Linked DNA regions of Homo sapiens: region 2 is linked to region 1. A link is a loop called in an ENCODE intact Hi-C map of the cell type or tissue named here. Cell type or tissue: dorsolateral prefrontal cortex. All regions are shown on one strand. Links, peaks and the distances in the headings refer to the core of each region. The heading gives the core; the rest is flanking DNA.

Region 1 (12,287 bases), core at 4,153-6,652:
CTCGGATGTGCTCTGGTCAAGGAATAGGCCGAGGTGAATATCCGGGCCCACATGACTCAGAGAGTTTGGCAGGGAGGAGCACACCTCCACTTGTTATATAACCTCTTTGTGTAAGTTTGTGCTTGGCTTGGAGCCACTATTGTCTGTAGAAGGTATAATTGCCCTGCTGATGCTGTGCACAGGGCTTGGCTCAGTTCAGTGTGGCTTGACGTGGCAGGCACACTGGCACCCAGAGAAAGAGAGAGAACCAGAGCTGTCTGTCTTGCAGATGGACAGAGGGGAGCCAGGGCATGGGTCAGCATGACACAGCACAGCACGGCTTGCACTCATGCCCAGAGAGAGAAAGAGTTAAGCTGCTGACCCTGAAGGCAGAGGAGAGCTGGCCGCGCAGCCGTGTGTAGGAGCCGCTGTCTCAAGGAGCCAAGACAGGGTACACAGTGTAAAGAGCTAGTGTGAGAAAGCTGTTGATGAGAGCTGACGCTGAATAAAACCATATTCACCTGCAGACGACCTCCCTCTCCCTTCCCCAGTGTTCTTTCTGCCCATCCACCCACTCCCTTCAGACCACAGCATGGGCTGGACCTGGACCCCGGGATCTAACAATCAGCAAAAAAAAAAAAAGTTAAAAAAACAAACTTAAAAATTTCCAGTTAGGAACCTTGCAAGCATCTTTCCCAAATCATACCTGCTTCATCAGCACTTAAACGCCAAGAAAATCTGCAGCAATCAAAGTTAAAGCACCTTTTCTCTCATCTGGGCTGCTTCTCTTTCTGTTTCTCTTGCCCCTCCTCTGGGCAAATCAAGCTTCACTAAGTGAAGCGGGAGTCCCGCCTTCTAGCAAACAGTCTGTAGCTATAGCCAAGGAGAAATATAGCCCCAGGGATATAGATGGGAAATGAAATCACCTGGCCCCTGACTCAGTCCATCTCCCAGGCTAACTGGGAGCTACTGGATACAGGCATCAGGAAGGTGATGTGAAAGATGCCGCAGGTGAAAGAGAAGAAGAACGCGGAGCACCTGAGCAGCTGTGGAGCCTCGGATTCGTTGGAAGGCACATTCTTGGAAGAATAGGTGGGCTTCAACTGAATGTCGTCCTAACAGAATCAGGGCTCACCTTGGTGTACATTGTGAGTTTTTAGAGAAGCCTGGATTTTAAAGCAGTCTGGATTTTTTTTATTTGTATAAACTTATTGGGTACAAGTGCAATTTTGTTCCATGCGTAGATTGTGTAATGTGTAAATCAGGGTGTTTGGTGTAATAACTAACTATTAAAGTAATTTCTCATCATCCAACCCCTCTCACTCTCTCACTTTTCTGAGTCTCCATTGTCTATGATTCAACTCTCTGTGTCCATGTGTACACATTTTTTAGCTCCAATTTAGGAGTGAGAACATGCAATATTTGTCTTTCTGTATTTGACTTGTTTCACTTCAGATAATGGCCTCCAGTTCCATCCATGTTGCTGCAACAGACAGGATTTCATTTATTTTTATGGTGAATAGTTTTTATTGTGTATATGTAACATTTATATTTTATATTTATATTTCCTTTTTTTTTTTTTTTTTTTGAATGAGGTCTTGCTCTGTAACCCAGGCTGGAGTGTGGTGGAGTGATCACAGCTCATTGCAGCCTCAACTTCCCAGGCTCAAACAATCTTCCCATCTCAGCCCACCAAGCAGCTTGGACCACGGGCACACACCACCATGCCCAGCTAATTTTTTTTTTTTAGAGAAAGGTTTCCCTGCATTGACCAGGCTGCTCCCAAACTCCTGGGCTCAAGCAATCCTCCTGCCTTGGCTTCCCAAAGTGCAGGGATAACAGGCGTGAGCCACTGCCTCCAGTCACCATTTATATTTCTTGACGTTTAAATGTTGTCACCTAATTTAAAAAATGATTTGGTCCAGTGTATGTGGGCCACACTGTCATCTGTAGGTCAAATGTAGCCATGAGTGCCCAAGTTTTCATCTCACAATGCTGAAACTTGATTCAGTTGACATAGAAAAGCCTGAATTCAGCATACAAAAGATATTTGTGCCAAAATAGAATGTAAGAAATTATAAAATGTAGGGGTAGCACAGATCCCAGATGAGTCCTCCCCTACTTGTCTACCAAATGATGTCTTAAGCCAGCAGTTCTCAAAGTAAAGGCTATGGGCCCTTGAGAGTCCCAGAGACCCTTTTATGGTGTATTTATTTCTATTTCTAAATTTTCGATTCATGTCAAACAAGTTACTGCAAACTTTTTGGCTTAACACAGCACACATTTATGGTCTAACAGTGTCCATGGGTCAGGAGTCCAGGTAAAATGTGAACAGTCCCTGTCCTGGGTCTCCCAAGGCCACCATCAATGTGTTGGCAGGTCTGCCTACTGGATATTCCAGGGGAAAGCCATGTGTAGCCTCATTCATGTTGTTTGCAGAATTGGCTTCACACAGTCATAGGACTACAGTCCTGTTCCCATGCTGGGTGTTGATCCAGGGTTGTTTTCCACTTCTAGTTAGTTCTAGCATCTTCTAGTTGCTGCCTGCCTTCCTTGGCTATGACCTCCTCCATCTCCAAAGCCAGCAACAGTGGGTGAAGTTCTCATGTTTCAAACTTTCTGAGATCTGCTCTCCTCTCCCGTCCACAGCTCCTGTAATGAGATTGGGCACATCCAGGCCATCTTCTATTTTACTGTCCGCATAACACAATCCAGGAAGTGAAATCTCAGCATGTTCACAGATCCTAAGGACTCAACTATGGAACCATGGGGGCTGCCCATAGAAACTCCACCTATGCACAAGGGTGATGTGCATCAAGACTAATTTTATAGTAATGATAAGTCATCACCTTTTTATTAACACTATGTTGCCACTTGCCCTTGGAAGCAGTCGCAGTGAATTTGCCCATCCCTTAGAAGCAAGAATCAAGTTGGTAACACCAAACGAAACTCAATGAATTCTCCATGGCCACAACCCATGATTCAAGAAAATGCTAAATGTCTTTGATAAAGAGTCAAAATGTATCAATTTATTAAATCTCAATCCTTGCATCCCATCTTGTAATACTGAAAAATGAAATGAGAAGTATGCCTAAAGCATTTGTCGCAAGGTAAAGCACTTACAGAACAGTTTGAGAGGCAAATTGAACTGCCTGCTTTTTCATGAATACTTAACCGAATGACCCAGTCGCTTATTGCAGGTATTAATATTTGACTATTTAACTGGCATTTTGTTTAATTCGTATGAAAGTTCTTATCAAAGGAAAACAACTGATAGTATTTACTGCCAATGATAAAAATTGAGCCTTCAAGTTTAATTTAGTATTTTGGAAAAGAACTATCAATCCACCTCAGCTTAAATACTTCTTAATATTTCAGAGATTTGATAAGACCTGTGGTGATATTTAACAAATGTGATTTTAAAAAAATATTCTACAATAAAATATACCATGTTTTAAAGATCTGTAGACCTAACTAAACCAGTATTTTCCAAATGATCAAAATCATGCATAGGTAAAGATCCATTGAAATTTACAAGATAGACCAAAATAAGAACAATAAATGAGAAGCTTGTTGAAATTGCTATATATTTTACATTGCAATTCAACTTTGAGAAACTATGATTTGCTGAGTTTTGGTGTAATATTAAAGAAGAATAGTCACAATTTTCTAGGCAAGCTACATATACTTCTCCCTCTTTCAGATACATATCTGTGTGAGACCAAATTTTCCTTATAAATTTCTACTAAAACTACATATTTCAATGGAAGAAATGCAGAAGCAGATGAGAATCCATCTGTCTTCTATTATGACAGATATTAATAGATTTCAAATGGAAAACAATGCCACTTCTCTAACTGCTACTTTCTTTTAATAAAAATAGTCATTTTTCATAAAATAACCTGATGTCAACAATTATTATTGCTATTTTAAAATATATTAATAAATATATATTTTACATTTATGTTTGAATTTCAAATACAGTATTTATTAAGAAGTATAATCTTCAAAAACAGAAATTGCTTGGTGTTCTAAGTAACTTTTAAAACCAGAAAGTGTCCTGAGACTAAAATATTTCAAAAGTGGTACCTGAAACCCATTAGACCTCTCACACTAACTTAATAACCAATAAGCTACTCTCTCTTCCAGGAATTCTTCTCAACAAATTCCTCTCAACTTCTTGCAAATAGCCAACTCTTTGTGGATAGTCAAGACTCATCTTTTACATTTTATTCTGCAGAAAGCCTCCTGTGATGGTTAATATTGAGTGTTAACTTGATTCGGCTGAAAGTATGCAAAGTATTGTTCCTGGGTATGTCTGTGAGGGTGCTGTCAAAAGAGATTAACATTTGAGTCAGTGGACTGAGAGAGGCAGACCCACCATTAATCTGGGTGGGCACCATCCCCTTGGCTGCCAGCATGGTTAGAAAAAGCAGACAGAAGAAAGTGGAATGAGCAGACTTGCTGAGTCTTCTGGCCTTCATCTTTCTCCTGTGCTGGATGCTTCCTGACCTGGAACATCAGACTCCAAGTTCTTCAGCTTCTGGACTCTCGGACTTACACCAGTGATTTGCCAGGGCATCTTGGGCTCTTGGGCCTTCAGCCACAGACAGAAGGCTGCACTGCCAGCTTCCCTACTTTTGAGGTTTTGGGACTCAGACTGGCTTCCTTGCTCCTCAGCTTGCAGATGGCCTATTGTGGAATTTCACCTTATGATCGCATGAGTCAATTCTCCTTAATAAATTCCCCTTCATATATACATCTATCCTATTAGTTCTGTCCCTCTAGAGAACCCCGACTAATACGCCTCACATTCTTCTTTCCCCAAACAGCAAAAGGCATTTCTCTTCTGTGTTTTTTTTAGCATATTATTTATAAGTTAAATCATAGTACTTACCATAATGTGCTTTAATTATTGCGTGTTTGAAGGTCTACTCCACAGGACTGAAAAGTATCTGGTGGTCTGGCCTGATTTGCTTCAGGTACAGGAATTAGAACTTTTCTATGTCTATACCATCAATGTCTAGCACTGTCCTCTCACTCCATGTGGCATGTACTTAAAATATGGCATAAAAGGATAAATCTGATTTTTGTAGAATTTCCTAATAGTGTGAAAATGCTGGTGTGTATGTTATCATACTGAAGATATGTTTCTTTCATGACAGCTCTCATTCTCAGAGGACTGTGATGGTATCATGATATATTTCTAATGCTATCTGTGGTAGTAAAGATGTGTCAAAGAGGCCCACTGTTTGAATTCTTGCACCCAATGAATTGTTACCAATTTTCTGTAGTTTTGTGTGAAAAGCACTCTTACTTTGTTATTATTTCCATGATGCTACTCATCAATCTAATGCTACAGGCCCAGTTTAGTAGTGAAATGCTTAAGGTCCCATCTCTTTGGACTTTGTTTATCTTTATCTGCAGTTCATTTTCCTTATTTTAATTGTTTACCTTGCCATAGATCATCAGAAGCTAAGATACTGGAAAAGTGACTTTAAGTCCTTAATCAACAAATTATTTGTTATCAAATCTGTTGCAGCGACATTAAGTGTCCACTGCATTGACAACCTCCCAGAAGCTGCCATCTCGACGAATTTGTCCTTCACTGAGTACTTTCACAAATGTCACTCCTGACAGCGTGCACAGCAGCTATTTCAGTAGAACAGACACATATTGTTTGGAGCACAGTGGTAGCCTCGGCTTTGAGTTCTGTCGTTATTTAGGGTTCTGCCTCTTGGATGGCTGCCTTTCTGGACGAAAATGAATCATTCCTTCTCACAGTGCTGCCTGGCACACTGATGCATGCCTGCTGCTGCAGCTCTGTCTGAAGACATGGTTCCATAGGTCACATGCCATTTTTTTAAACTCATGCTCCTGAGGTGACCCCCACCTTCATCTGATGACACACAGGAGTAGCTCAAATGTCATGTTGTCAATCATCTTGTGGACATGACTGTGTCAGGATGCCCAGCCTCATTGCTTCAGGATCTTCCCACTATTGATCTTCTCTTGCCACTTGCTGTTAAGCTTCATGCGTGAGGGACTCTGGGAAAATTTCTTAAGAAACTAAAGGTCACATCAAGACAGATTCAAGTCTTGAAGGAAAAAATGGTTAGTTTTCTCAAGACTGTTGGATGTAGGAGTTTCCTTAATGTTTGTTTTCCACTTCTTAGTTTTTTTCTTACTTGTCTGAATGAAAAAGTAAGAGAGCATAATTTTGTAGCTGCTTTAAAACCATAGTATCAGAGAACTTCAGTTTTGAAAAAGGTATGTCATTGACTTCAACCTCCCATTCCCACATGAGAAAACACAGAGAGACAACGAGAGAGAAAGGAAGTGTACCATGGAAAAAATTAACATAATAGCTGCAACGTTCTCCATGAATTAGTTTGATTTGTCATTTGCAATCTTAATGAAAAATTTACAATTTTTACATGATTGTCCAAAAAATGCAATTATGCTGTGTATCAGAATTTATGTAGTGAATGATCTGAGTTTTATGGGATATTTATAGTGTTTCTTCCAGATTCCTTTGTATTTACTTTTGGATATTTAGAACCTATATTCAGATCTTCTGGGTTACATGTGATTTTCCTTCTCCCATTCAGTCTGTGCTGAATGTGTGATTGTGTGTGTGTGTGATGTGGCATAGGGTTGAGAATCTGACGTACACTTGCATTCTCTTCTGTAATAGGTAGCTTACTTGTTTTAACCAGTCTCTGCATTTTCATCTGTAAAATGGAGCTATTAATATCATCATTCCCCTCCCAGAAGCCTAACACTGCCTTTAAAAAATACAAATTCTGGGCCGGGCGAGGTGGCTCACACCTGTAATCCCAGCACTTTGGGAGGCCGGGGCGGGTGGATCATGAGGTCAGGAGATCTAGACCATCCTGGCTAACACAGTGAAACCCCGTCTCTACTAAAAATACAAAAAATTAGCCGGCCGTGGTGGCGGGCGTCTGTAGTCCCAGATATTCAGGAGGCTGAGGCAGGGGAATGGCCGTGAACCTGGGCGGCGGAGCTTGCAATAAGCGGAGATCCTGCCACTGCACTCCAGCCTGGGTGACAGAGAGAGACTCTGCCTAAAAAAAAAAAAAAAAAAAAAAAAAAAAAATATATATATATATATATATATATATATATATATACACACACACACACACACACACACACACAAATTCTATAAAATTTGGATTAAATTGTATATATGTATATATAGCCATCTATAATATTTATAACAAATTTAAGAAATTAATACTAGCTCCAAATCTATGCCCCTGCACTTACCACTTGGCTCCAAAGGCACCTATACAATGTGATGTAAATGCTGGGACTTCGTAATATGTTTTAATGTTGTTTCTAGAAAAGTCTATTTTGCTATTAATAGGCTCCAATGTAACCCCTAAATGTACTCAACTGTTTATATGAAAATAAGTAGTGAGGCAGAAAATTGCCTTTTTATAACTCTAGGAATGATGATTCTGCAAGTCTGTAAACCACTGGGAATATTATAAACAAGAAAATCCAAGAGATAGTTTTAGTACATTTGGATATATGCAAATCTAAAGAATAGCAATTTTAATTTCCTAATAAAATTCTCAAACTATAGAATTTATTCTTCTCCAAAAAAAATGCAAAAATCATGTTTTTAAGAACCACATATAAATATTAGTTAATAATTAAAATTTCAGAAATTACCATGTTAAGCCATCTGAAACACTTCTTATTATTACCTATCATCAAAAAAGCTCATTAGTGCCCACAGTATGTTACCATCAAAAATACAATTTAAATAACTTTGCTACATGAATATTTAAACAAAAACTTCTTCAACTCTAAGTTGTTGGTGGGAAAATAGCTCACATGGCTTGGTTATGACTTATTCCTTAAAAACTATGGACTTCAAACTTTTCTTCTGTGACAAGCTCCGATACAGCAAGAGGGGAGTACACACCCCACTCCTGTCTTTGAACATTTTAGCCTCTCTTTTCTAATTTTCTCTTGAACAAGAAAAATGAGAGGAAATGACTCATGTAGCTTTGAAAGATGAGAGAACAAACAAACATACAAAACAACACATAATAGATGTGAATTCTAGAAGTGGTAGAAATGGGTTATGATCAGCCTCGTTCTGATTGTTTTAGTCCTCATAGCTCTTTAAACACAGGAAAATGCTTGAATTTAGGTATTTGATTCTGGACCGTGGAGCGACTTTAGTTTTAGCCAGAGCTGATGTGAACAAAAGAAAGAATGGAGGAAAAGTAACAACAGTGAGTTGTCCAAGGGAAACAAGAGAGAGAGAAAGGCAGGGCATTTCTGAGTCCAGGGACAAAGCAAGGGCCCCTTTTCCATATGCCATGTTGTCCTGGAGCCTTGAAATGGGGGTCCACAGTTGTGAGTCATTTGTGTTAGTCATTGTGACTATGCGTCGGGAGAAAGAGGACAGTTTGCTTACAGGGCCACCCCAGGGGCACCAGTTCTTGCTGGGATCTTCAGGTTTGACTGCACCCAGGTTTAAGTGGCATTTGTATATAAGAATAGTGAAGTGTTCAAGATGTGTTTGAAATCAAAATCCAAGTGGAACAATATTGTTAGCTTTACCTGCTCTTGCTCTCTCTCTCTCTATATATATAGTCTGTACCTGGCACCTGGTATATATATATATCCCATCTCACTGATTGTTTACTTGTACTTCAAGATCCTTCAGATCAAATGTCACCTGATTCACTCACTCACCCTCTCATTCACTCACTCTACCATTCACTCATTTACTCTGCCTGCAAATGAGTAACCTGAAGTAGTTGTGTCAGTCTGTACAGGCTTACAGGCTGCTATAAAAGGATACTACAGACTAGGAATTTTATAAAGAGAAAACATTTATTGCTCACAGATCTGAATGTTGGAAGTCCAACATCAAGGCACCAGCAGATATTGTGTTTGATGAGGGCTTATTTCTCGTAGACAGTGCCTTCTTGTTGCATCTTTACTTGGTACCAATATCTTCCTTCTTTTTTTATTTTATTTTTTTAACTGCAGGAAGCCCTTTACCTTTATGACCTAATCACCTTCCAAAGTCCTTACCTCTTAATGCTATCACCTTTGGGGCTAGGTATCAACACATGAATGTGGGGGAAGGGGACACAAACATTCACACCATAGCAAGTTGCTAGTGTAAAAGTTGTTGGACTCACGAAGTCACTTGTGTTAAAACCCTGACGAATGGAGCCGGGAAAGGCCATGATGGAGGGTTCTCATTCATGTATGCCTGATAATAAGAACTCTGCAAAAGCCTCTGCAAAAACCACAAGCTTGCACAAAGGTCACTGCAACCTTACACAAAATAATATGTCTGCGAGGACATCTGCCCAGCAACCTCCTGTCCAACCTCAGACTGGTGCTCCCCTTGGTACCGATTCTTGCACCCAAGGATAATTATCCAAAAACAATTATGTAATCCTCCTCATGTCTCCTTTCTAAACCCTCACCTTCCTTTGCTTCCCTCAATATACCCATTGTATTCCCATTGCAATGCTTACTCTGGAATACAATACATACCGTTTTCTTTTCAGGAAACTATTTCTCTCTCCATTGTTCAGGGTTTTCATGAGGAATTCAAATGGGAGAATATACAGCCCTTTCTTTAAGGACATAAAAAACAACTAGGGAAGACAGGCAAGTAAATAATTAAAACAGTCCAATATGACATTTGTTGCAAGAATAGAGTGCTCACGTATGCAATAAGAATAATCAGGCGAGATAATCACACAGTGAAATATTGCTGGTCATTTTCCCCAGGGACACTCCAACACCATGCCCTGTTTCCCCACCTCCTGTCCATGCCTCCAGGGAAGTATTTGCTGGGTCATCTTTTAATCATCCATAGGATTGTCTCATTCAATGGACGATTAACCTCTTGAGAACACAAACTAAGTTTGGCCATTTTTTTATTGTCTCTACACTGAGCACAGCTCCAAACACATTTGGTAAATGAGTAAGTAAAGCAAAGGACATTAGCTGGCCTCAGTTCCCTTCAGTTAATCTCATATGCCTCTTTAAGGCATTATTCTTTGAATCTTCCCTTCTCAAAATTACTATACCTTTGACAAATGTGAAATGCAATGTGCGGCACAAAATCCTTCATACTATAGCCAAAATTAATGTACCTGGGCACTGTTCATAATTTCATCTCAGCAGAACACTGGAATTATTTCCAAAGAAACTGTTTGATTCTAGTCCGTATTAACTCTACATTGGGAGAGCTCAAATTAGGATAGAATTTAACATAAGACATGCAGCCATGAAACATCTTTCTCTCTCATCACTAAATCACTGCTGCTAAATTTATCGACCTGCTGCTCTAAGTCTGCCATCACACAAATAAAGTAAAAAGGCACTAGCTAATCCACCCTATATTAGTTTCCTATTTCTGCTGTAGAAAATTACTACATCCTTATGGCTTATAGCAACACAAAGATGTCATTATACAGTTCTGCATGTCCAAAGTTCAAATGGGTCTCAGCAGGGCTGCATGCCTTTCTAGTGGCTCTAGGAGTCCATTCATTCTCTTGCCTTTTCCAGCTCTAGTGGCTGTCAACATTCCTTGGCTCATGGCCCCCTTCCATCCTCAAAGCCACCCACAATGTCTGCTTGAGTCTTTCTCAAGCTGCACCATTCTGAAACTTATTGTTCTGCCTGTCTTTCACTCATAAGGACCTTTGTGACTACATCAGGACTGTCCAGATCATCCAGATGGTCTCCCCATCTCATGATATCTGATTAGCAAATTTAATTCCATATGCATTTTTAATTTCCTTTTGCTATACAGCATAATATTTTCAGAGTCCAGAAATTCTGATGTGGACATTTTTGGGTAGTTGAGGCTATTCTGTCTACTACACCCCCTTTCTGTGCCTGATTAGGTGTTATTTCCACGAAAGCCTGTCTGGACCTCCCTAATATATAACTTCTCACCTGTGGCATCATTGTGTTGTTAACAACAGGAGAACGGGTTAGTTCTTAGCATATTCCAAAAGAAGATAAGAGGGGGTCTCTAATAATAGAATTTGATACTGTCTTTTTATAAGGTAATTGTTTATTCCAAAAGAGAGGGCTGAGTTTGCACATGCTTGTGTATGCTTCCCCAGGACTGTCCCACATCTCCCCACATTCCCTGGGTGAGAGAAGCACTTTGTGCTTTTGCTGATACTTCAGATCTCTCAACCATGAGTGCTTGCACAGGAGTGTTTTTGGTCTTTCTCAGCTCCCATAGAGTCTTCCCATGTGTCCTCATGGGGCTTCAGGGTTGTTAGCTGCTCCTGTCCTCACCTCCCCCACAGCAGCTCTAGTAGGTTTCTTCCCAGTGCGCTATCAGAACAAATGTGTCAGCACTTTGTACCAGATGGTTGCCTTCAACAGTGAACAAAGTTCCTTAATATATCACACAGACTTCAAGAAGTGCTGGGTGCACATCTCAAAGACCAGCTGGCTGCCCTGTGAAATACAGGCAAGGGAGAAACAATTGCTGCCCATGGATGCCTGTGGCAGAGCCAAGGCAGGAGGCTGCAGAGAGCCACAGCCACTGCCATGCCATCCTTTGCTGAATTCAGCCAAGAAAATGGCACATTGTGATGTGAAAGGATCCACTCCATACCAAAATCTTAGAAGGCTAAACTTCCCACTGGTTGTCATAATAAAAACTCACAACTAGATAAGAGATCCATTTTACCTAGCTGTTTAATTGTGTTTGACTTGGGGCAAATCTCTAGAATTTTGTTTTGTTTTGTTTATTCTGTCACACAGGCTGGAGTGCGGTGGTGCAGTTTCAGCTCACTGCAGCCTCTGTATCCTAGGCTCAAGTGATCCTCCCACCTCAGCCTCTGCATCCTAGCCTTAAGTGATCCTCCCACCTCCCATCCTAGGCTCAAGTGATCCTCCAAGCTTCTGAGGAGCTGGGACCACAGACATGTGCCATCACACTCAGCTAATTTTTGTATTTTTGTAGAGACAGGGTTTCACCATGTTTCCCAGGCTGGTCTTGAACTCCTGAGCTCAAGAGATCTGCCCACCTCAGCCTCCAAAAGTGCACTAGACTTTTTTAACTTACATTTATCTAAGATGAAGAGATGGCTACCTTCTAAAGTTTTGGAGAAGAGTTTTTTGGAAAGTTGTTGGAAGGTGGTAGAACAACCAGCAAACACAAGGAACTGTTGTTCTGTTGTTTCTATCAAACATAAAACTGCCAGGCCTGATTACATTAATCTGAAGCTTGATATAAATTAGCCAGTGGTTCCCAATAAGGTGTT
Region 2 (12,287 bases), core at 7,730-10,229, 82 kb before region 1:
GGTTTCTCTTTTGCAGAGTGGAGCATTCCTTATCACTGTTTGATCTTTTTATACTGGATAGGGATGCGTTGGGAAGATAAGTGTCATTTTAGGTCACTGAGCCCAAGGAACCGTATTTAGAACTCTGGAGAGGAATGATCATCACCTAAAGATTCTTGGGCTTTGGCCTGAATACAGGGACTGCATGGGACTCTGGTCATCTCCCTTGGATAAAAGTGATTATATTCTATACATGAGGGGAAAAGTTGAAACTGCCATTTAGTGGTGATAAACCAGGCTGTGGCACATCTTTAAGTTACATCTGTTTTTCTCTTGTGTCTGGACCTTTCCTCCCCACATCCTGTATTTATAATATCCCATGTTTTGCTCTTTCCATTGACCTGATGTAGAAAAAAATATTGACTTTGGGAACTACATATCAAAGATGGCAGAGCTTCCATCTGTCTGAATTACTAAAATGTCTGCAAGACAGCTTATCCTGCCTCTTTCTTTCCCCTAGCCCTGAGCTTGGTACCACTCAGGAATGTTACTTGAACATGAAATAGTCTTGTGTTCTATTGCAAAGTTACCTCCTTTGGGGACAACTTATTTTTAGGTTGGTAACTACTATAACTGATGTATTATTTACCCGTGATGTAGTCTGTACCCTTAGTCTTTTGATACTAACTCTTGTAGCGTATACCATAATGGGCACCCACATTGCATCTGTACATACCCTCTCCCAGCTCTGAACACCCAGATTCCTGATAGTTCTGACCATCACAATCAATATTGCAACATAGTCCTCATTCCTGACTACTGCTAAACTTCTAATAATTTATTTTGAGGAGTGGCAAAATATATCATTTTTTTTCCTGGGCCATATGTATTTAACTTAACTTTTCATATATATGATGGATTTGTTAATAGATAATATCAACTACTTGCCACAATTTGGTAAAGAAAATAGACATAAACTAGATTTAAAAACTTTCTATGTCCAGCCGTCTACTCAACATCTCAATTTGCTGTACCAATTTGTCCAAAAAGTAGCTGAGTTTTCCTTTTGTTTCAGACCTGGCAATATTTCTGAATGAGAAAAAAAATCAAACAAGATTGGTCTAAGCAAAATAACATTTTTTCGACCTCATGGAAACGTGAAGAGTCTAGGATCAACATGACTGCTCCACAGTAATCAGAACCATAGGTTCCTCCCATCTCCTCACCCCAACACCTTCTCACCCCTCCCACCTCTTAACCCTCCCACCTTCTCAATCCTCCCATCTTCTCACTCTTCCCACCTCCTCACTCCTCCCACCTCCTCACCCCTCCCACCTCTTCACCCCTCCCACCTCTTCACCCCTCCCATCTCCTCACTCCTCCCATCTCCTCGCCCCACCACCTCCTCACCCCTCCCACCTCCTCAGCCCTCCCACATTCTCACCCCTCCCACCTTCTCACCCCTCCCACCTCTTCACCCCTCCCATCTCCTCACTCCTCCCATCTCCTCACTCCTCCCATCTCCTCACCCCCCCACCTCCTCACCCCTCCCACCTTCTCACCCCTCCCACCTCCTCACTCCTCCCATCTCCTCACCCCTCTCACCTTCTCACTCCTCCCATGTTCTTGCCTCTCCCATCTTTTTGCTCTTGTCTTCTTATTGCCACTCCCACCTTCTTGCTCTTCAAGGCTCACACTCTGACTCTCACCTCAGGAGCTGAAATGCTTTCGTTAATTCTAGCCACCCAATATACGTTCTAGCCTTTGGAAGTAAGGAGAGATGAAGAAATATACAAATTTCCCCCGGCCTTTAAGGACACCTCCTAGAAATTTCACATAATTTAGGGTCTATGAAACAAACCTAATACATTTTTCCATGCATCATTTCTAATGAATTTGAGAAAGAACTCAAAGGAGTTGCAGACTGAAGCTAACATATAATTTTAATGGCACAGAGAATCCTGATTGTATGTGTGTTGGTCAGGTGGTCACAGACAATACTGAACCTTCACACCAGACCACAGGCAGATTCCCCGTAGAGAAGCAGGGGTCATTTTCCCTGCAAGCATCTTATTCCAAAGAGAAAGAAAGGTAGAATGGAGCCAGGCATGTGTAGTTATTCTTTCCAAACTTACAAACCAATAGCCGCCCCCGCTACTAGGAGACAAAGAAGCCAGCAGAATGTTTTGGATAAATCCCTTTTCACAAAAACCAGAAGTTAAAACATTCATCTTTAACACACAGTATAATATCTATATACTATATACTATACTATCCTCCTCGTGTTAGCTGGGACGTGATCACAGGGTCACATCTGAATGCAAGGAATCCTAGGCAATGTAGTATCTACTCAAGGTGCTCTTGTGCTCCATTAAAATTTAGAGGTACTGTTCCTAAGGAAGGAGAAATTATCATTATTTGTGGCACAAAGTACTGTTTTGTTTGCAGTCTTTCTTTTCTTTTCTTTTCTTTTTTGTCACCTGAATATTCCTGTGTATATTTCCTGTACATACTCTCTCCCCAAAAGACATGACCCCAGGGTAACCTCCAATTATTCTGCACATCATTCAAATGCCAGGATGTCTAGAGACTTGCAGACCTCTTCATCAAGGCTAGATATGAATCTTTGTGCCATGGTATCAATAAGATAAAAAATACGTCACCTGCCCATAACATGCCCAATGTGAAAGGGGAGTAGAAAGGGGATAACTTTAGAGAACCCTCTATTCAGGAAAGGGGGCAATGGAACCCACGGTCAGCGATGGGCAAGAACAATTTCAGACTCTGTGCGTGAGTCCATGCACTGCTGCCCCAGGCCAGATTCAGTGCTTTGGGTTGTCTCTGTTCCATGTGTCCAAGAGCCCCCACTTTCTCATTGTCTTTCTTGGCGCCTGACTTATTCCCTGGGAAGTTTTTCCTTCTTTAATATTTGTTCATGGTGAGCTTTAGGGAGCCCACTCTTCTGGGGCATTGTACAGACTTTTCAGCATCCTTCTTCATGAAGCGGATTCATGAGTCAGGACTACAGGTTGTTTTAGGGGTTACCTGATAGATGCTATTGAAATCCGTGTATATGATCTCTTTGGCAATACCATTTCCTATGAAAACTCTTCGCTGTCTGGTGTATTTGCATGTAGCCAGCCCCTTGTGTGAGTATTCCCACCCACAGTTTTTGTCTGTATGCTATGCTAAACCTGAAGACTCAGATCTTCTTTCTGTAGGTCTCTGTTCTGCCCAATATTCTCTTATCTTTAAACTGGCTGACAGCTATTTTATGGCCATCTAGAACAACAGGCTGTCATAGGGAAGAAATTCCTGTAGTCCTTTCACCTTCCTATGGCAGGACACTAGGCTTATCATCTGGTAAGATATAGTTTGACAGCTACGGCTAGGATGCCAATGCAAGTGACATCCTATACCTTTCTAGGTTCTGAATTATGGGCAGACCTTACTTAAAACCCTACGTCAAATAATAATCCCTTTCCTGAAATTCCATAGCCCCTTTTCCCCTTCCCTGCCTGTGTTTCTCCATGGTTCTTAACACCATCTGGCAGACTCTATTTTACTCATAAGGCTGTTTACTTTCTGTTGGAATGGACGCTCCAGAAGGGCTGTGCTTTGTTTTATTCGATGCTATAGCCCAGGGTGGGGAATAGCAGTGCCTGCTTCTACCATGTGCTCAGTGACTATTCGTAGAACAATGCCCAGTCCTATTGAGTCATGGGTCCACTGGGAGGGAGCAAAATAGATAATTCTCTTTCAACTCTATTGTTCTATTAATTTGCATTTTCATCATATAGTAGTCGAAAAGTTCAAGGAATCTCTGCTGTGTGCTTCTGGGGTCTCAGGACTCACACTCTTCCACCAGACAACACATGCGTTATTGGCGGTACACCTGCACTCTCCCTTTGTTGAAAAGGCATGAATGTATAGACACAATATTTTAAGTAGTAAACGAGCACATGTTACTTTAAAAATTCTTTCCTTTCAGAAAAGTTTTATTATTGAGCTTCTTCTCTGTGTTAGTGGCCTTAACAGCACTGAGAATGTGAGGAAAGAAAAAGCACAACCCGTGTCTTCAATGCCAGCAGAACTCTGGACACTTACATCTGGAAGTAAATCCGTCTGAGTCAGTGCAATGTGTTATAATGGAGGGAGGCACTAAGGAGGAAATTGGAGGCCAGGATAACTCTTCCAGGGTGCGTGACAACAGAGGATGGGAATCAGGAGCAAATTTCCACAGAAAAACAATGATAAAATCGCCCATGCTCTTCAGGGGCCACAGCCTAAACCTAGACCCCCAGCGCACCCTAACTCTGGGCTCTGAACTCAGCCACCAAGCCGCTGCAGCTCCCCCACCCACTGAGCACTCCCGACGGCAAGCGCACCTCTTCTGTCTCATCTATCCTATCAAACTGAGATGAATTTCCACTGATTCTTATAAATTCTCCTCCACACATGTCTAGTTGTCATTTTACAAACTCATTTTATTCAGTATAAATAGTCATTATCAGGTTAGAAGTGACTTTTCCCCAGGGTGTTACTATTTATTTATTTATTTATTTATTTTTTTTGAGATGGAGTCTCTCTCTGTCGCCCAGGCTGGAGTGCAGTGGCGTGATCTCGGCTCACTGCAAGCTCCGCCCACCGGGTTCGCGCCATTCTCCTGCCTCAGCCTCCCGAGTAGCTGGGACTACAGGCGCCCGCCACCACGCCCGGCTAATTTTTTGTATTTTTAGTAGAGACGGGGTTTCGCCGTGTTAGCCGGGATGGCCTCGATCTCCTGACCTCGTGACCCACCCGTCTCAGCCTCCCAAAGTGCTGGGATTACAGGCGTGAGCCACCGCGCCCGGCCGGGTGTTACTATTTTAACATAAGCAAAGGAGTATTGAAATTGGAAAAATAATTTGACGCTGGGAATGAGTTGCCAAAGCAGGAAGGAGGAAGGAGTTATCTGGGGTCAGAGGAAGTTTCTTGGTACTCCTAAAATCATAGCAGAAGCAGCCACCGTCTCTGCAGTTGGTGAAGTCTGATTCCTCATTGTTTGTGGAATGCCTTGGATGCAGGGAATCCTGACCTGCTGATTCCAAGCACATATGATGACGCCCACTTGAGGGGAGTCCAGTAGCAGTCTCTGATAGTCTTTAAACACATGGCGCCAGGATGTGCTTGGTTTATTTTAGGACAGAGGTTTCCACATGGGGGAATTGCAATGATTTGAACCAAACTAATTTCTCCCCTCTCTACAACTGATAACACATGGCCTTGATTAGAGATACTCAGGAGTGCCTTTTTAAAATTCACATATCTTTCTGCACAAAAACTAATGGTCCATTGAGTCAGGATTCTGCATGTGATGGTAGTTGGTGCCAGATGTTCCAGAGGAAAGCAGACATCCCCACAATGAAGCTAACCATGAAAAACTCAAGCACAGGGAGAAATCCTTTCTGACCCCAGGTGGAAATCAATCACAGGTCTTGAAGCAAAGGATCATTACTGTTGGCAAAATTTCGTATTGGCAAGTGCTGTTGCAAACACGATTTTTTCATACAAATTAAGCTAAATGCATTATGAACAGTTGGTAACTATTATCAGTTACTACACTTTTCAACACTCTTTAACAATTTTCCTCAACTCCTACCATGTTAATAGATGTGTTAATCACTGCCTAAACAAGGCAAATAATGAGACATCTTAATTTGCCACTATAGATGGAGAAAGAGGAATATTGGAACTATAATGACAAAATAACACACATTTAAAAGAGATGTTTTCTTAGATATGACGGTAATGAGAATCTTGGGATGTTCAGGGAAAATTTTTAATAACTAATTGAGAATACAAAAGAAATATATGCAGAGATGTTTCTGTGTACCTCACACTGTTACTTATAAAGTCAGAATTGGGAGCAGTGGTGGAGAAGCTAAATAGAGTATTTTTATGGGATCCACCTCTCTGCCACCAGTGATTTCATGAAATATATTTATGAATAAATGGTTATGAAAACATATGCAATGTGATTCAGTCAAGGTTATCAGTCTATGTATTGTGGAAAGATACCAAAAATTTTTTAAAAGTCTCTTAGAATGGATTCATTATGTTACATTTCTCTTTATTTTTGTCTGTGAAAAATATGTATTACATTGTAGTCTAGGAAATATAAGTTGTTTTGAGAAAAAACATACCAATACTACGGTTGTTTAAAACAAAAAGCTCCATCCGAAGTCAGGCACTCTCTTCAACAATTCTCTTTGGAATGGTGACACAGGTTAGACTTTTCCAAAAGATCTTTAACAAACTCTGAGAGAGAGAATAAAACAGAAACAGCAAAGAAAAAAACAGGAAACATAAAAACAGCCAAGCTTTCAAACTACAGGTTTCGTAGCCCATAATAACTACTTTCTAAGCTTGCATACTGTGTTTTAGTCGTCATCCTGTCTTGTTCTAGCCCAGAGGTTGAGTACAACTATTCAGACAACATGCTGTAACTCCTGCACTTTCAGCTCTAGGCAAAGATTCTATCTTATTTTCAAAACACACAAAAAAGTTATCTTCAGGCCATCCCAAATTCTCCCTTCCATGAAGTGAAAAAACACCGAATTCAGGTAAGGGCCTATTTATTCTGATTTTTGTTGAGGGATATCAATGATTGGAAGCCAATTGAAAGGCCTTTTGTAACTGATAAAATTAATGAATCTGCTCTTCAAATGACACAGGATTTTTCTTGGCCCTTTTGCTGGGCTCACAGCGGGGGCACCCCATCTACTCAGCCCGCCTGGGTCAAGTCTAACTTGCACACTGGCTTAGCCCATGGCTGGGCCTGGTGTGCCCCAGCTCGCCTGTGTTATAGCTTGTACCCATGTTCAGTGGTTCTCGAGCTCTTGTCCAGCATCCAAGAAGAATGAGAATACACTGACGATTGAAGACTGAGGAGGGCAGAGCATAACTTTATTGAGTGATGGAACACTCTCAGCAGTGAGAGGGGATGCGACGTGGTCCCTCACCCCCTCAGTTGGGTGGTTTCTCTCTCAGTGTGGCTGAGTCCGGGACTTTTATGGGCTCAGAATACAGGAGTCCACTCTGATTGGTTTGTGAATATGCAAAGAAAGCTAAAGCAAAGGTACCACTCAAAGGTGGGCACGGCAGTGTAGAAGACCAATTAGAAAAGGGTAGGCATATGTAAAACAGGTGAAGGCTGGGGATCAATCAGAGGAATGTGCACCAAATGGGAAGACAAGTTCTCAATCTGGTCTGAAGACTTACCTGAGACTTGTAGGTAGGCTTTGAACTGTCTTCAGCTTGAAGGTGGAGTTTCACCAGGCACCTGCCCTATCTGCCTAGGCATTTGCCTGTCTCTGGCTGCTATCAGAAACACATGTTATTGTTTGTTTGTTTGTTTGTTTTTGGTTTTTGTTTTTCCTTTCCTTTACCACAACCATGACAGATTATAGAATGACCTATCCAAGACCAGTGTTATCTCTATATTTCTATGTGACTCTTTTTCAAGAACCACAGTACTTCTAAAACAGAAAGTACACATAAAGAAATATAGGACCTTAAATATATCTTTCCCGCTTCCAAATTTAGCTCAGAACTTACTTATTTGAGGAAACTTGTGTCCTCTAATTCGTTCCGATTTTTATCATTTGATTTGCATGCCAGCATTTATTTTCTTATTTTGAGTCTCCTGCTAATTAATATTTAAGCTTTTGCTTTTTCCTGCTTTTCCATTCCATATTTCCATTTTTCTGTCCCTTGATTGGTTCAGCATAGCATAGTAATTATAATAAGGATTTGGGAGTCTGAAGTCCTAATTTCATATCTCAAATGTTCCATAGTTTAATCTCTGTGATTTTGTGAAAATTACTTAATCTTTCTAATTCTCAGATTCCTTATCTGAAAAACAGAGATAACAGTCCCTCTTTCATGGGCATTTGGGGAAGATCTAATGAGATAATGGTTGTCAATTATTTACCACCATGCCTGGCACATAGTAAAGTTTGAAATAATGTAACCTGCCATAATGCCTATAGCAGTCAGAGTTTATATGGATTCTGTTCACAGCATCTTTTGTGAAGACTTATTAATTAGTCACTTGTATAGTTAATTAATTATTGCTTTTAGGGATGGGGACCCTCCATGAAATACATCATTAGCAACTGTGGGGCATTTAGAGTTGAGATGACCATGCATTCTTACTCTGAGCAAAAATCTCTGTCCAAGAAGCAGGAATATATTGAGGCTGGGGACACACTCCCATCATGCACACTCACCCCCTGTTATTGCAGACAAATGAATTAGAGCTTCTGCTGTACACAGCCAGGAGTGGAAACAGGTGAGCGATTAGACCCGAGCAGATGTACAAACTAGAAATCTAATCTTCTACAAGAAACCCTAGAAAACATGACTTGATCTCAGCTCACCACAGTGTTGTGGTTAAAGAGATGAAAACAGCCTAATATGGCTTGTTATCTTTTCCTTCTTTCTATTCATTTTACAAGCAGTTTGGAAAGCTTCCCAGATGCTAATCTATAAGTCTTTCCAAATAGCACCTCAGAGGCCAGAGAAATGGGAGGGCTGTGGGGAAAACCTAAATTTGTTAACAGGGTGGATTTTCTCTTTCCGTAAGTTAGTGGATTCTTCTGTGTCTATTCCAAGGGTAGAGAAAAGATTCTGCCTGTTACTGAGCTTCAGCAAACACACAAATCAAACATGCCTCTTGTCTGCAGCCAGACAAGCCGACGTGTGTTGCAGCTGCCGAGTCATCCATCCTCGGAGCTGTGTGTCAGAGCTTGGCCGAGAGCAGGATCCATGACAGGGACAGGGGTTATTTCGCAGCAGAGTTAAGGCATCATTTTTCCTTCCCAGCAGTGCTCCCGTTTGAACTCCTCTCCAGATGTTTTTCCCTCTACCATGTAAGGAGCAAAGTGATGGGCTCAGATGAGCCAAGGTAGAAGAAAACAAAATGAATTGACTAGTCCAGGAGGTACTCTCATAAGACACACCCACCTCACCCCTTGTTTTGTGCAGTCCTATTTCCAGAATAAGGGGAGGAGGAGGCCTGATTGGAGGAATGATGCTGAGATCAGAGACCTGGCCTTTGTCATGGTGGTGGAGAAGGCAGAAAAGCACCACTGGCTGCAAAAATTCCCTTGCGCTTTCTCTCAAGAATGAAATGGATGTGATTATTGCAGATGGGAAAAGTATTTTAATTTCCAAGTTAAAGATGCATGGAAAGATATAGGTAGGAGAAGAAAGAAACCTGGGCTGCTGATTTATTCAGAAGTGAAGAGAGAACAGAAGAGAAACACATTGAATATGTGCTCAACAATGCATATTTATGTTTGTTTTCCTGGATCAGGCAAGGTTATTGGTTGAATTAGTCCCCATTAAATGATAAATCCAAGTGCTACCCACTGTGTCCTGTGAATGTGTGACCTCACCTGGAAATAGGCTCCTGGCTGATGCAATGGAGTCGAGATTAGGTCATACTGAGGATAGAGGGTGGACACTACTACAGTGTAACTGATGTCTTTATAAGAAGATGAGGAGAGACACAGAGACAGACACAGGGAGAAAGAGGCCATGTGACAACAGAGACAAAGATTGGAGTGAGGCGGCTACAAGGCAAGAAATACCAGAGGTTGCCCACCCCACTCCCACACCCCCTCGCCCCAGAACTGGGAAAAGTGAGCCCAGACTCCACTCTGAGCCTCAGAGGAGCATGACCTGCCACGCCTGGGTGTTGGACGTCCAGCCTCCAGAACTGTGAGAGAAAACGTTTCTGTTGTTTTCATCCAGACTGTTGGTGGTTCTCTGATACAGTGACCCTAATGCAAATGCTGAAGGAAATGTGAAAAAAAAAAAAAGGGACACAGTTTTTACCCTTAAAGAGTCTCCAGCATGAGTAGAAAGATTATCTAGCTTATGTGTGCTAGAAACAGTACATGACAGTTGTTGAAAGGAGAACGAGGTCAGCGTTGTTGTGTTGAGGTTATTGGTGAAGTTCTTATGCTCTAATGTCCAATGAAGGCCTCATACTATGCTTAAATATGTATATTTTAGATGTATAGTATTTTGAAGCTGAAATAGACTTAATTATCTGGCAGCTTGTAAAATGTGTCCTAAGGAGAGTGGGGCTTCTATAGAGTTGCTCCATCTCCACCTCCCACCTCTGACGCCTGCCTCCACCACTCCCCCGGCCTCTCTCCATGGCAGCCGTCCCCCTCAAACCTGGTCCATAAACACAGACATTCGCCTTTGAGGCATTGGCTGTTCTAATATTAGTCATCTGCCATGAAGCCGGCCTTCTCCCTAGTCTCTGATAACAGTGATTTCCTACGTTTGGGTGGGAGTTGCAAATCATTTTGTGTCCTGTACAAACACAATGTCTCTTGCCATTAACAACCTCTCTTAATATGCTTTTATTTTACCTTTTCTTTTTAATTTTTATTTATTTATTTTGCAAGCAGCAAAACCTCACTCTGAAGTAGAAAATGATTTTTAGGGGGAGGATTAGCTAGCTTGCTGAATTCTAAGACTTGAAACAAGATTTTAAAATGGACAGAATCAGGGGAAGCCAGATGGCCAAAATGCTGTCCCATAAGACATCCATTGAGGACAGCACAGCCATCACCATGAAAACTCATGAGACAGCTTGGAACACTGTGGCCGCTCTCAGCCTGGAAACCTCCCTCCACCATAGCATCCCTGGTACTACCCTCCTGGAAGCCAGAGACAGTGGTGCTACCGCTGTCTGCAGCCAAGCTGGGCTCCACAGACCAGCTCTGCGGCCTTCACCCTGGTGCATACTCCCTGACAAAGGCGTCTGCGTGGCTGAGCCTGGCAAGAACTTAGTCTCTGGTCTCTGCTGAACTGCAAGAGAGCAGAAAATAGAGTGTTGCATGTGCAGTGAGAAGAGAAAAGTGGGATGTTGGCCAGCACTCCCTACTTGTTTCTTTTTTGTTTGTTTGTGTGTTTGCCTTTTGCAAATGCAGATAGCACTCAGCAGCCCAGGATCTCATCATCAGAGCTCAGCACAGATGATCTGTATCAGAGTTTCATGTAAAATTTTATTCAAAAAATTGACTCTTGCAACCCAATGGCCCTGTCCAGTCGGCTCAATCTGCAGACTGCAAATGTTGGGGGTGTCAAGTGACTCACTCAAGGTCACGCAGCTCATTAGTGTGAGCCTATCCATCAGCGCAGGGCCCCCTCCTGCTCTCCATGGCAGCCAGTCGGCATCCTACCTGACAGGCTGAGAAGAACGCTCCCAGGATCCCGAGCACATGCATTTGGGGGAGGGTGAGATGATTCTAACAGCCGTGATGAGGAAAAGCCCCAGGAAATACCACATGGTTTTGAGAGACAATGATCAACACCGAGTGAAGGGTGACGGGTGAAAAATATATTGTGGATAATATATAGCCATCTCTTGCCTTTTGAATTAGATGTCAGTGTGTCCCCCTAAACTCTAAGATAGACACTCATGGAGAGGCATCAGAGAGGAGCTCAGAGGTTTGTTGCCTGATTGAGGACACTTCCAGGAGTGGTGAACCCTATGCTGAAAACCAAAGAAAATCTTCATTAGAAATTACCTAAAGATCTGTGCTTTGGAGAGCCAGATGCAACGAGGCCAGGTATGAAGATCATCGGATCTGTGCTGGGCAGCACAGACGGAAGGAGTCCCACAAAGCCACAGGGAGCAGCCCTATCTTAGCTCATCTCTCCAGATGAATCATGGTTTGGAAGGTGACTGCTTGGAGTTCCCTGTGCGAAACAAGACAGGAGCGGAGGCTGTCAGAGTCCTTTAGCTGCTTCTACATCAGGGCTTCCAGAGTATTCAGTGAGCTGCTGGAAGCCACAATGACAAAGGAGGCCACTACACGAGTGGGAGAAACTGGTGCTTTAAATTAAATTTTAAAAATCCAAGATAGTAGTTGTAAGCATTTTTAATTAGTTACATATCTGCTCATAAAATGTAGACATTTATTTGTTTCTACTATGCCTGAGAGCTAATAGAGCAAACTTTAAGTAAGGCAAGGAGTCTAGAAAAGGACAGAAGAACTGACCCACAGCCATGGGTCACATGGTAATAACAACAGAGAGGTATGTTTCCAAATGTTACTTATAAGTGACAGGATGATTCAAAATGATGAAAACTCTAGATAGGTCCTTATAATGGAAAAAAGACATGTTTAAATGCTGTGAACAGACTAGGTACGTTATCATAATGCCATTGTAATATCTTATGTAATGCCAGTTCATATAAACTTGAACATCTGAGCTTCAAGAAAAACACAAAGTCT

Evidence for each region. Hi-C counts contacts between places; a loop is a spot of excess contacts. Peaks named below come from ENCODE experiments on the same cell type or tissue, not always from the same donor. Only the 100,000 strongest peaks of a DNase experiment are listed, where the experiment ranks them.
Region 2: a loop joins it to region 1, with 2.2 times the contacts of the local background. A loop is called at or near these places in 1 of 110 quality-filtered maps.

Annotation. Positions count from the first base shown.
Region 1 is chr6:164,826,893-164,839,179 of GRCh38, forward strand. No RefSeq gene overlaps it. Among named protein-coding and RNA genes, the nearest start is that of MEAT6, 11 kb to the left of the region's middle. In dorsolateral prefrontal cortex, for the core only: a CTCF peak has its summit at 5,685; a DNase peak (open chromatin) is centred at 5,719; H3K4me3 peaks cover 539 bases; H3K27ac peaks cover 1,460 bases.
Region 2 is chr6:164,740,855-164,753,141 of GRCh38, forward strand. No RefSeq gene overlaps it. Among named protein-coding and RNA genes, the nearest start is that of MEAT6, 75 kb to the right of the region's middle. In dorsolateral prefrontal cortex, for the core only: no CTCF peak of the experiment used is centred there; a DNase peak (open chromatin) is centred at 8,747; H3K4me3 peaks cover 958 bases; H3K27ac peaks cover 1,315 bases.